4 separate regions of the Homo sapiens genome follow, and all the other regions are linked to region 4. The links are chromatin loops, found by intact Hi-C in ENCODE. Cell type or tissue: OCI-LY7. All regions are shown on one strand. Region 1 has its middle 6.3 kb from the start of OAS1. Region 2 has its middle 8.0 kb from the start of DTX1. Region 3 overlaps DTX1 (deltex E3 ubiquitin ligase 1). Region 4 overlaps OAS2 (2'-5'-oligoadenylate synthetase 2).

Region 1 (2,500 bases), 93 kb before region 4:
TTGTAGCACCTTCCAACCTACAATGATTCTCTCATTGGAGATTCTCGATAGTCCTGAAGGTGAACTGAGTCAGCAACTGACTCTCCAGAAAAAAAAAATCTTTTTTTTTTTTTTTTTTATTATGGAGTCTCCCTCTGTCCCTCAGGCTGGAGTACAGTGGCACAATCTCTGCTCACTGCAACCTCCACCTCCCGGGTTCAAGTGATTCTCCTGCCTCAGCCTCCCGAGTAGCTGGGACTACAGGTGCTTGCCGCCACACCCGGCTAATTTTTATATTTTTAGTAGAGGCAGGGTTTCGCCATGTTGGTCAGGCTGGTCTCAAACTCCTGACCTCAGGTGATCCACTTGCCTTGGCTACTCAAAGTTTTGGGATTACAGGTGTGAGCCACTACACCCGGCCTCTAGAATTCTTAATCACACTATAATCCATCCCCAAAGTGCTTAAGCAATTTATCAGTAATGGTTACTTCAAGAAGGAGCCATCAATTCTGTCCCACAGATAATTCTCTTTTCTTTGAGACCATTTCCTGTTTGTGCCCTCAAAAGCAAAAGCTGGCATGTTAGTCTCACTTGGGAGATTTCTTTCCCCACAGATTCTGCTAAACCCTGAGGATAAGGTGTATAGTTGAAAATATTTTCTGGCCGGGCACAGCAGCTCATGCTTATAATCCCAGCACTTTGGGAGGCCGAGGTGGGTGAATCACCTGAGGTCAAGAGTTCGAGACCAGTCTGGCCAACAGGGTGAAACCCTGTCTCTACTAAAAATACAAAAATTAGCCAGGTGTGGTGGCGTGCACCTGTAGTGCCAGCTACTCGGGAGGCTGAAACAGGAGAATAGCTTGAACCTGGGAGGTGGAGGTTGCAGTGAGCTGAGATCATACCACTGTACTCCAACCTGGGTGACAGAGTAAGACGCCGCCTCAAAAAAAAAAAAAAAAAGAAAAAGAAAATATTTCCTGGTTGATGCCTTGTGATTTCCACCTTCATGATGACTTTGAAAACCACTACCCAAAAAGTTGATCAGTTTTTCCTGGTGGCAATTTAGCTAGCTGCCACTAGGTGGAGAGAGGTGCTAATTATGTCCTTAGAAGCCTCACAGGAACAGCTGGAGACACTTGCCATTCTCCCTGTGCTCCTGGCAGACATCACTAATCAATACGGCATCTTTCCTACAGAACCTACAAGCAGCCTCTGAGTCCCTCTCAACCCAGGGTTCCAGGGAGCCACCACCAGTCAGTCATGGGTGGCGGTTAAAAAGAAGCCTAATTTCCATCCTTAAACTGGTTGATCTTCATTTATATGCAGACAAGCCTAACAGACTGAGATGAACATACAGGAGGAAAGTTTTCATAAATATTAGTACACCTGATCTAGCTAATTGTGCTGCCCCACCCCTGACCCCTGGCTGACCCCATTGAAATAAAACACTCTGTAAGTGGCTATATGGTGTGTTGGAAAGCATCTGCCCTGAAAAGAACGCGAGCCAAAATTTCAATTAAGTCCAGCATTCAAATTCTGACTGACACTTTCTAGCTATGGGAACTTGGCCAAGTCATTTAGCCTCACTGAGTATCAGTTTCCTCAGCTGGAGTAATAAATATTTCAAAGAGTTGCTGAGAGATGTTAACGGTACAGTCCATCGAGAGTACCTGGCACGTAGTAGAGACTTGACAAGTGCCACCTCCGCTTGCCAGCCCCTAAACTTGGGCTCCCTCACGCAGCTTGCATCGGGGAAAATGCTCTTGAACTGGCATTGGTTGAAAACAGGACGTTGGAGCTGAAAGTGGGTGAAGTTCAGGTGAGGCAGAAATCAGATCTCCAAGGTCTCTGCACAGATGGGAGCAGACTCTCCTGCTGGTGCCCACAGAAATTCAGCCAACATCTAGAGATGTTTGTTCTGAGTAGGAGTCAGAGGCAAGATCAAGTTGCTGAGGTCTGGTTTCCCATCAGGGATGACAAAAGGGAGGCCAGGAAAAGGGGCAGGTCACAGGGCTGGTGGTTCCTGGTGAAAGCAGTGCAGGCCCAATTGCGGCTGGGCTTACCGCCAAGTGGATTAAACACTCAATGCTCTGAAACCTGCCAGGCTGACCCTTGCTCAGCTCAATCAGATCTGCCAGGGACATTGGCTTGATGAGGTTAAGCAAGCCATTCAAGGTGATGGACACCCCAATTACCCTGATGTGATTGTGACACATCATACACCTGTGTCCAAAATATTGCATGCACCCCATAAATATGTACAACTCTTATGTATTCATAATAATTAAAAATAATTTTTGACCAGGCATGGTGGCTGATGCCTGCAATCCCAGCACTGTGGGAGGCCAGGCAGGTGGATCACCTGAGGTCAGGAGTTCAAGACCAGCCTGGCCAATATGGTGAAATCCTGTCTCTACTGAAAATACAAAAAATTAGCCAGGCGTGGTGGCGGGCACCTGTAATCCTTGCTATTTGGGAGGCTGAGGCAGGAGAATCACTTGAACCTGGGAGGTGGAGGTTG
Region 2 (2,500 bases), 56 kb after region 4:
AAGAAAGAAAGAAAGAAAGAAAGAAAGAAAGAAAAGAAAAGAAAAGAGAAAAGAAAATATCATAGACTGGTGGCTTAAACAACAGAAATTTACTTCCGACAGTTCTGGAGGCTGGAAGTTTGGGATCAGGGTGCCAGCATGGTCTGGTTCTTGTGAGACCCCCATCCCTGGCTTACAGGCTGCTGTCTTCTTGATACTCCCTCACACAGCCATTCCTCATTGCCTGTATGCACAGGGAAGGAGAAAGAGAGATCCCTGTCTCTCCTCTTCTTATAAGGCTACCCATTTTTATCAAGTTAGTACTCCATCCTTATGACCCCTTTTGATTTTTTTTTCTTTTGAAAAGGAGTCTCACTCTGTCACCCAGGCTGGAGTGCAGTGGCGCGATCTTGGCTCACTGCAACCTCTCTCTCCAGGGTTCAAGGGATTCTCTTGCCTCAGCCTCCGGAGAAGCTGGCACTACAGGAGCGTGCCACCACACCTGGCTAATTTTTGTATTTTTAGTAGAGACGAGGTTTCACCATGTTGGTCCAGCCTGGTCTCGAATCCTGACCTCAAGTGATCTATCCATCTCTGCCTCCCAAAGTGCTGAGATTACAGGCGTGAGCCACAGCGCCCAGCCCCTTATGATCTTAATTACCTCCTAAAAGCCCTATCTCCAAATACAGTCACATTGCAGGTGAGGGCTTCAACATATGAAAAGGGGAGCGGGGAGTTCAGTCTAGCACATATGATCCAGCAATCTCGCTTCTGGGGATACACCCAAAAGAAGTGACAACAAAGTCTGGAAGAGATATTTGTACACCCATACTCATAACAGCTCTATTCACAATGACCAACAGGTAGAAGCAACTCAAGGGTCCACTGACAGATGAACAGATAACAAATAGATAACAAAATGTGGTCTATACCTACAGTGGAATATGCTTCGCCCTAAATAGGAAGAGAATCCCGACACAGCTACAACATGGGGAAACCTTGAGGACATTACGCTCAGTGAAATAAGCCAGGCACAAAAAGGCAAACACTGCATGCTTCCACTTATAGGAGGTACTGGACTAGTCAAGTTCTTAGAGACAGAAAGTAGAACAGTGGGTGCTACAGCCTGGAGGGAGGGGAAAATGGGAAAATTCTTGTTTAAAGGGTACAGTTTCAGTTTTGCAAGATGAAAAAGTACAGAAATCGGTTGTAAGACAATGTGTATATGCTTAACACTTAGCTTAGATAGAATTGAGATGGTAAATTTTATGGTATGCATGTTTACTGCAACAAAAAAATTAAAAATAAATTATCTGGAAATGTCTCCAGCATTAGAACGAGGGACCAAAATAGACCACTAGGGGGCGTTCTATACACACGCTCCCATTTCATTTCCCGGCCCTGCCTGCTGGACTCAGGCGGTTGATTTGTACAGGGAGGAAAAGGTCTAGGGTTCCTCTCTCTTTTCTGCTCCCCCCACCCTTCCCCAAATGAACCAGCTCTGCATAAGCAACACACACACACACACACACACACACACACACACAAACACACCTCCCCCCAACTCCCTCTCTTAGTCCCCTAGCCACACTAAACTTCCACCACACCCCAGGCCACACTAACTCTAAACCCCGTTCTTTCTCTGGGTTCCTTCTCTCCACGTTGGAGACACAGCGAATTCCAGATTGAGTGTTCCCACTTCGCCTGGCTGCTCATAGGCCTTCTCGATGGCCCAGGAGCTGGGGAAGAGAGGACAGGAGGCAAGGACCCACCCACCCACACTATAAAGGAGAGAAACTGTGGTCCCCAAAGACAAAGGGACACCACAATGGAAATAGATCAGACACCTCATATCCCAGGTGCAAGAGCTCCGAGGTCAGCCAGACCTGGGGTTTTCAGGCTCAAATACTCACTGTGTATGCCACAACCTCTACTGCCTCAGTTTCCCCACCTGTAAAATCTGTAATAATGCCTGTCAGAGTTGTTGGGAGGATTAAAAGAGCATAATAAGGTGGCTCAGGGTTGTAATCCCAGCACTTTGGGATGCCGAGGTGGATCACTTAAGGTCAGGAGTTTGAGAACAGCCTGGCCAACATGGTGAAACCCTGTCTCTACTAAACATACAAAAATTAGCCAGGCATGGTGGCTCATGCCTGTAATCCCAGCTACTTGGGAGGCTGAGGCAAGAGAATCACTTGAACCTGGGTGGAGGAAGTTGCAGTGAGCTGAGATCATGCCACTGCACTCCAGTCTGAGTGACAGAGCGAGACCCTGTCTCAAAAGAAAAGAAGAGTGTAATAAAATCCCTGTACCTAGAAATCACTCCATGAATGGGCTAACTGCTATTCCATACCCCTTAGCCGATGCCGCCTGGGTCCCCTTCCATCTCCCAGGGGCTTCTGCTGTGCGAGCACCAACCCTCCAGTTTGCAGTTTCTCTTAAGAAATCTTTCTTGAAGAAACTCACACCATGATCTTCTGGCCACAGGGCCAGTGATTTCACCAGGTAGGACTCACTGGCT
Region 3 (2,500 bases), 110 kb after region 4:
CCTGCGGAAGGGGCCGCAGCCATTCAGGGGACCTGCCTGGTGGCAGCTGGGATGAAGAGAGATGGCATGTCAGGCTGGCCCCGAATCATAGCTCCCTGAGAGGGCCAAGCAGAGAGTACTGGAAACCTCCCTACCAAAAAGACAGAGACCCGCCCCCTCACACACAAACACACATGTCCTGTTGAACTCATGCACGCACACCCACGTGCCTGTACTTGCCCCCAGGCTGGAAGAGAAGAGACAGAAAGACCCCATGACCCCCCCATGTGGATCCCCATCTGTGTCTCAGTTGCATCTGTACAGCCTTGTCTGCAAACTGGAGGATGCGGGGCAAGCCCTTAGGGGCCTGCCAGGGCTCGGGGGGCAAAGAGGGACTCGGGAAACTCAGTGTACCCCAGATGCCTCACCCATTCCGTGTCATCACCCATGTCTGCCACCCACTGATTGGGCAATTGTGGGCCCATGGGGTGGAAGCCCCCAGATGACTGAGCAGTTCTACAAAAGAATGGCCAGCACGAGCGGGGACTAGAGGGTCCTGATTTTGTGTCTGTGCCTCTTCATCTCTCTGGACTCTGATCTCCTTCTCCCTTCCCATCTCCAGGCCTTCTGTCTGTCCCAGATAAAGGCGCTGTTCTCCCATCCTCCCTACCCCATCCTCTCCACCAAATCGCTCCCAATTTTGAGAGCCAAAGGCTGGCGCTTCTGACTTCAGGAGCGAAAGGAGGAGGCCTAGTTTGGGCCGATGTATTTTAAAGCAGAGTGGACAGCAGAGAGTCAATTTCCCTTTCGTTGGGAGTGGGCAGTGGGGTGGCTAATTGTCTTCGGCCAACCAGGGGCCTGTTGCCCAGGCAACTCACCAGCTCCGCCTCTGCTGATTGGCTGCCACGGTGGGAGTCAGCCAAGATTTAAAGGGATGCCAGCGATTGCTCTTTTCAAAACCTACCAGTCCCACTGTGGGTGGAGAAATAAATGGTCTTTCTCCTCCTCGCCTGGTCTTTTCCTGCCAAGAGAGGGGTGGGTGGCTCTGTTCCTGGGGGCTGCAGTCAGCCCCGTTGGGGAGTGATGGCTTGCAAGAGAATGACTTCAGGGTCCTTGCCTCGGGCTGGAAGGGGTGGGGGCGGTGAAGCAGTGGCAGACCCTCCTAGTCCTAGTCTCCAAGAATGCAGAGGTGAAAGTGCCCTTCTCTTTCACAAGAGCACAAGGCAATGCACACATCTGCTCCCTGGCACAATGACAAGAAACAAGGAACTCAGGTGCAGAGCTGGGAGCCTCGAGGGAAATACGGAGGAGCTGGGAGACACTGTGATCAGCTCATCAGGATCTCAGAGCTTGTCAGGACCCTGTCCTTGGGGAGGAGGGTCAGGTTCTAACTAGGGAAAAACAGGGATGGACCCCAGCCTTAAATCAGCCTCTCTGCAACATGCCAGGACGCCCCTGTAGTTCTGGTGGATGCTGCGGCTTCGGGCAACCCCTGCTGGCCACCCTCGGGATAGCGCCGTGTCTTTCCTGGTCCACTTGATCCCCTGCCAGGTAGGCTTTGGTTTCTGTCCCACCCCCTAGTGACACAACACCGGAAACGAGTCCTTGGAGGCCCTTCCAGTTCTGCCAGTCACATGTTCCCAAACATTTGTACTCCGTGGTTCATTCTCAGACAAAACCTCAACCCAAACTCTGGCATATAAAATTGCAAGCCAGGCACTGACTCACACCTGTAATCCCAGCAACTAAGGAGGCCGAAGCGGGAGGCTCATTTGACGCCAGGAGCTTGAGACCAGCCTGGGCAACATAGTGAGACCCCCCATCTCTACAAAAATTTAAAAATTAGCCAGGCGTGATGGCTTGCACCTGTAGTCGCAGCTGCTCTGGAGGCTAACGTGGGAGGATCACTGAAGTCCAGAAGTTTGAGGGTGCACTGACCTATGATCATGCCACTGTACTGCAGCCTGGGCAACAGAGTGAGACCCCCAACTCTAAAAACAAAATAAAATAAAATTGCCCATTCCCCAGGCCTGTGGTCCTCAAAGCTGATACTCATCCAAATGACCTACGGAATCTGTTAAATAACCCTGATTCTTGCCTTCATATACCCTCAGATTCTGAGTCAGTAGCTGGCTGGGCCTCAGAAATCTGCATTTCTAGCAGACATTCTAGCGGGTGGTCTTTGGCCCACAGTCAGAGAAACTCCTCCCTTGTTCTTGAACTACCTCATTGGAATCCAGTTTGAAAACCACACATCTAGACTTTCCCTCCTCTTTTTATACAGGGTAATCTGAGACCCAGAGAGAGATAAACAGCCTGGCCCAAGGTCTCCCAGGCTCCAAGGGTCTGAGTTTGGCACACTGGACCCCCACCCAGCCTTGGTTCTTCCTGAGGGCACCTGATTCTGGAAGCTTGTGGTTGGAGTCCTAGGCCAAGGGCAGGGTACAGAAGAATCAGTGAGGTTATAGGGATTAGCAGACATGAAAACAGGAAGGAGTGAGGCCATTTAGTGCCCATCTGG
Region 4 (2,500 bases):
AGCATGATGGATAAATGGATGGAAGGTAAATGGATGGAAAAATGAATGTAGATGGATGGATGGATAGATAGATATTAAATATATGTATATATTTATGGATGAGGTAGATAGATGGATAGTCTCAAGCACAAAGTCTCAAGTACAGGTGCACATATAATCACAAACTTAAATAATTCCAGGCTGGGCACAGTGGTTCTTGCCTATAATCCCAGCGCTTTGGGAGGCTGAGGCAAGAGGATTACTTGAGGCCAGGAGTTTAAGACCAGCCTGGGCAACATAGTGAAACCCCATCTCTACAAAAGAATTAAAAATTAGATGTGGTGGCATGCAGCTGTATTCCTAACTACTGGGGAGACTGAGGCAGGAGGATCACTTGAGCACAGGAGTTCAAGGTTGCAGTGAGCTATTATTACACCACTATACTCCAGCCTGGACAACGGAGCAAGATCTTGTCAAAAGAAAAAAAAAAAAGAAAGAAAGAAAAGAAAAGGGGAGGGGAGGGGAAGAGAGGGGAGGGGAAGGGAAAATTCCCAAGCTGAAACTTAAGCCATCATTAAACAAATGGGGAAACAGAAAAGCCCAGGTCTTCTAAGCCCATGGCCAGAGTACCTTCCATCACCTATAGTTTTAAGGAATTTCTGGGTTACCAGGAACCATGAAGAACAATTAGCCCAGGCATCACTGATAAGGAGGAGACATACAGACATCCTGATAACTCACATTCACAGAAAGGTGGCCTGGCTTGGGGAAACATGTACCAGTTTGGGAGGTTGGCAGTTCTGAGTTCTTATCCTGGTCCTACTACTCACTTATGCCTGCCAGCTGTACAGTCAGACTAGAAACTAGATTCCAGGGCCATTAGGATGCTCAGGGTTGGGGGTGGGGGCCTGCTTCAAACAAGGGCTGGAGTCAAGGAGGGAGACAGGTGCATCATAATTCTCATAGGAAAGTCCTCTCTTCCTGTTCCAAGTGCCATGCTGGGAGACCTGGCCAGAGCGCCCTCTACTGGGTTCACCCCATCATGCAAGGATGGTGTGAGAATGAGAAATAAACTCTTCCCCACATGTGCTACCCAGAAGCTGCCACTAGATGGTGGTAAAGCTGCACATTCCAAATTATTATAAGCTCCTTTTTCTGCAAGGAAACACAGGGTCACTTTCTGAGAAAAGCAACCTACAGGGGAATTGGTAACTTGCTTTTCGTTTTGTTTTGTTTTTTAAACTAAATATTAGCCTAACTAATCTGGCCTATTTTTACACCAGGTCCAGGCTGGCTGTCTCCAATTCTGCATCTCTTTCCACCACTGTGTGCCACTACAACTCTCCCCCTAGGGCCTTTGACCCAAAGCAAGAAGTACCTATTTACTTGACTGGCTGGTATTTCCATTATCCTCATCTGTAAATTAGTAATTGCAATTGCACTTGCCAGCTAAGAGTTTTGTGAGGCTTGTATGTTTCACTGTACATAAAAGGCTTAGAGTAAACACACCATAAACGTTAGCTATTTATTATCATTATGGGGGAAGATAGAATGCTCTTTCCGTCAACCTCCCTGCATGCCAAGTGCCCAGAACCATGCCTAGGGAGTCAGTAAATATCCACTGGGGTGTATGAAAGGAACAAGCTAGCTGCTTTCTCCTGGTTTCTTATCTAAATGTGTTTATGGGCCAGGGAGCTGGCTCACGTCTGTAATTCCAACACTTTGGAAGGCCAAGGTGGGAGGATCACTTGAGGCCAGGAGTTCAAGACCAGCCTGGGCAACAGGCTTTTTTTTTTCTCCAAAAAAAAAGCCAAACATGGTGGCACACGCCTGTGGTCCCAGGTACTCAGAAGGCTGAGGCAGGAGGATCACTTGAGCCTTGAAATATATTTGAGGGTACAGTGAGCTATGATTGTGCCATTGCAGTCCAGCCTGAGCGACAGAGAAGACTCTGTCTCTAAAAGTAAGAATAATGATGAAACAAACTCAGTAGTCCTATAGACCATTTTTTGTTTGTTTTTGTTTCTATTTGTTTGGTTGTTTTTTTGTGGGGGGGGGAGGGTTGTTTTGTTTTTTAATGAACATAGAAATTGACCCTTCTGATCTTAAAGCTTGAAACTTACATTTGTTTTATCTAAGTTCCTTCCTCAGAAAAGGAACCTCAGACCTCTCAAAAAGTATCAAAGAACTGAAACTCACCAGTCACTGCATCCAGACAATGGGATGTCAAATCCCTTATTCCTCATGATTACCTCCTTACCCCTCCCTAATTCCCGTTTTCCCACACATAGTTACATTTCTTCCCTGCTATATAGAACCCTAACTTTAGTCTGTCAGGGAGAAGGATTTGAGACTGATCTCCCATCTCCTCAGCTGCAGCACCTGATTAAAGCCTTCTTCTTGGCAACACTTGTTTCCGCCATTGGCTTTCTATGTGGTGAGCAGCAGGACCTAGACTGAACCCCTGGTGTTTCAGTAACAGTAATCAATCAATAAATGTGTTTATTTTATTTTTATTTTT

What was found. Hi-C counts contacts between places; a loop is a spot of excess contacts. Peaks named below come from ENCODE experiments on the same cell type or tissue, not always from the same donor. Only the 100,000 strongest peaks of a DNase experiment are listed, where the experiment ranks them.
Region 1: a loop joins it to region 4, with 7 times the contacts of the local background. A loop is called at or near these places in 11 of 110 quality-filtered maps.
Region 2: a loop joins it to region 4, with 4 times the contacts of the local background. A loop is called at or near these places in 32 of 110 quality-filtered maps.
Region 3: it touches region 4 in a loop (7-fold over the local background); 16 of 110 quality-filtered maps call a loop at or near these places.

What each region holds. Positions count from the first base shown.
Region 1 is chr12:112,899,419-112,901,918 of GRCh38, forward strand. No RefSeq gene overlaps it. Among named protein-coding and RNA genes, the nearest start is that of OAS1, 6.3 kb to the right of the region's middle. In OCI-LY7, CTCF peaks have their summits at 1,055 (motif pointing right) and 1,256; a DNase peak (open chromatin) is centred at 1,083; H3K27ac peaks cover 888 bases.
Region 2 is chr12:113,047,499-113,049,998 of GRCh38, forward strand. No RefSeq gene overlaps it. Among named protein-coding and RNA genes, the nearest start is that of DTX1, 8.0 kb to the right of the region's middle. RefSeq lists a silencer at 1,311-1,430 and an enhancer at 2,499-2,500. In OCI-LY7, a CTCF peak has its summit at 1,310 (motif pointing right); DNase peaks (open chromatin) are centred at 1,393 and 2,373; H3K4me3 peaks cover 889 bases; H3K27ac peaks cover 2,439 bases.
Region 3 is chr12:113,097,042-113,099,541 of GRCh38, forward strand. It overlaps DTX1 (deltex E3 ubiquitin ligase 1), which reads left to right. Exons shown (of 10, transcript NM_004416.3): 10 at 1-984. RASAL1 (RAS protein activator like 1) reads right to left here. Exons shown (of 21, transcript NM_001301202.2): 21 at 2,237-2,500. Among named protein-coding and RNA genes, the nearest start is that of RASAL1, 37 kb to the right of the region's middle. RefSeq lists enhancers at 451-992, 1,209-1,468. In OCI-LY7, CTCF peaks have their summits at 1,468 (motif pointing left) and 1,667; DNase peaks (open chromatin) are centred at 874, 1,500 and 2,192; H3K27ac peaks cover 2,500 bases.
Region 4 is chr12:112,991,935-112,994,434 of GRCh38, forward strand. The region is part of intron 2 of OAS2 (2'-5'-oligoadenylate synthetase 2); the gene reads left to right. Among named protein-coding and RNA genes, the nearest start is that of OAS2, 15 kb to the left of the region's middle. In OCI-LY7, CTCF peaks have their summits at 1,037 (motif pointing left) and 1,238; a DNase peak (open chromatin) is centred at 1,097; H3K27ac peaks cover 1,109 bases.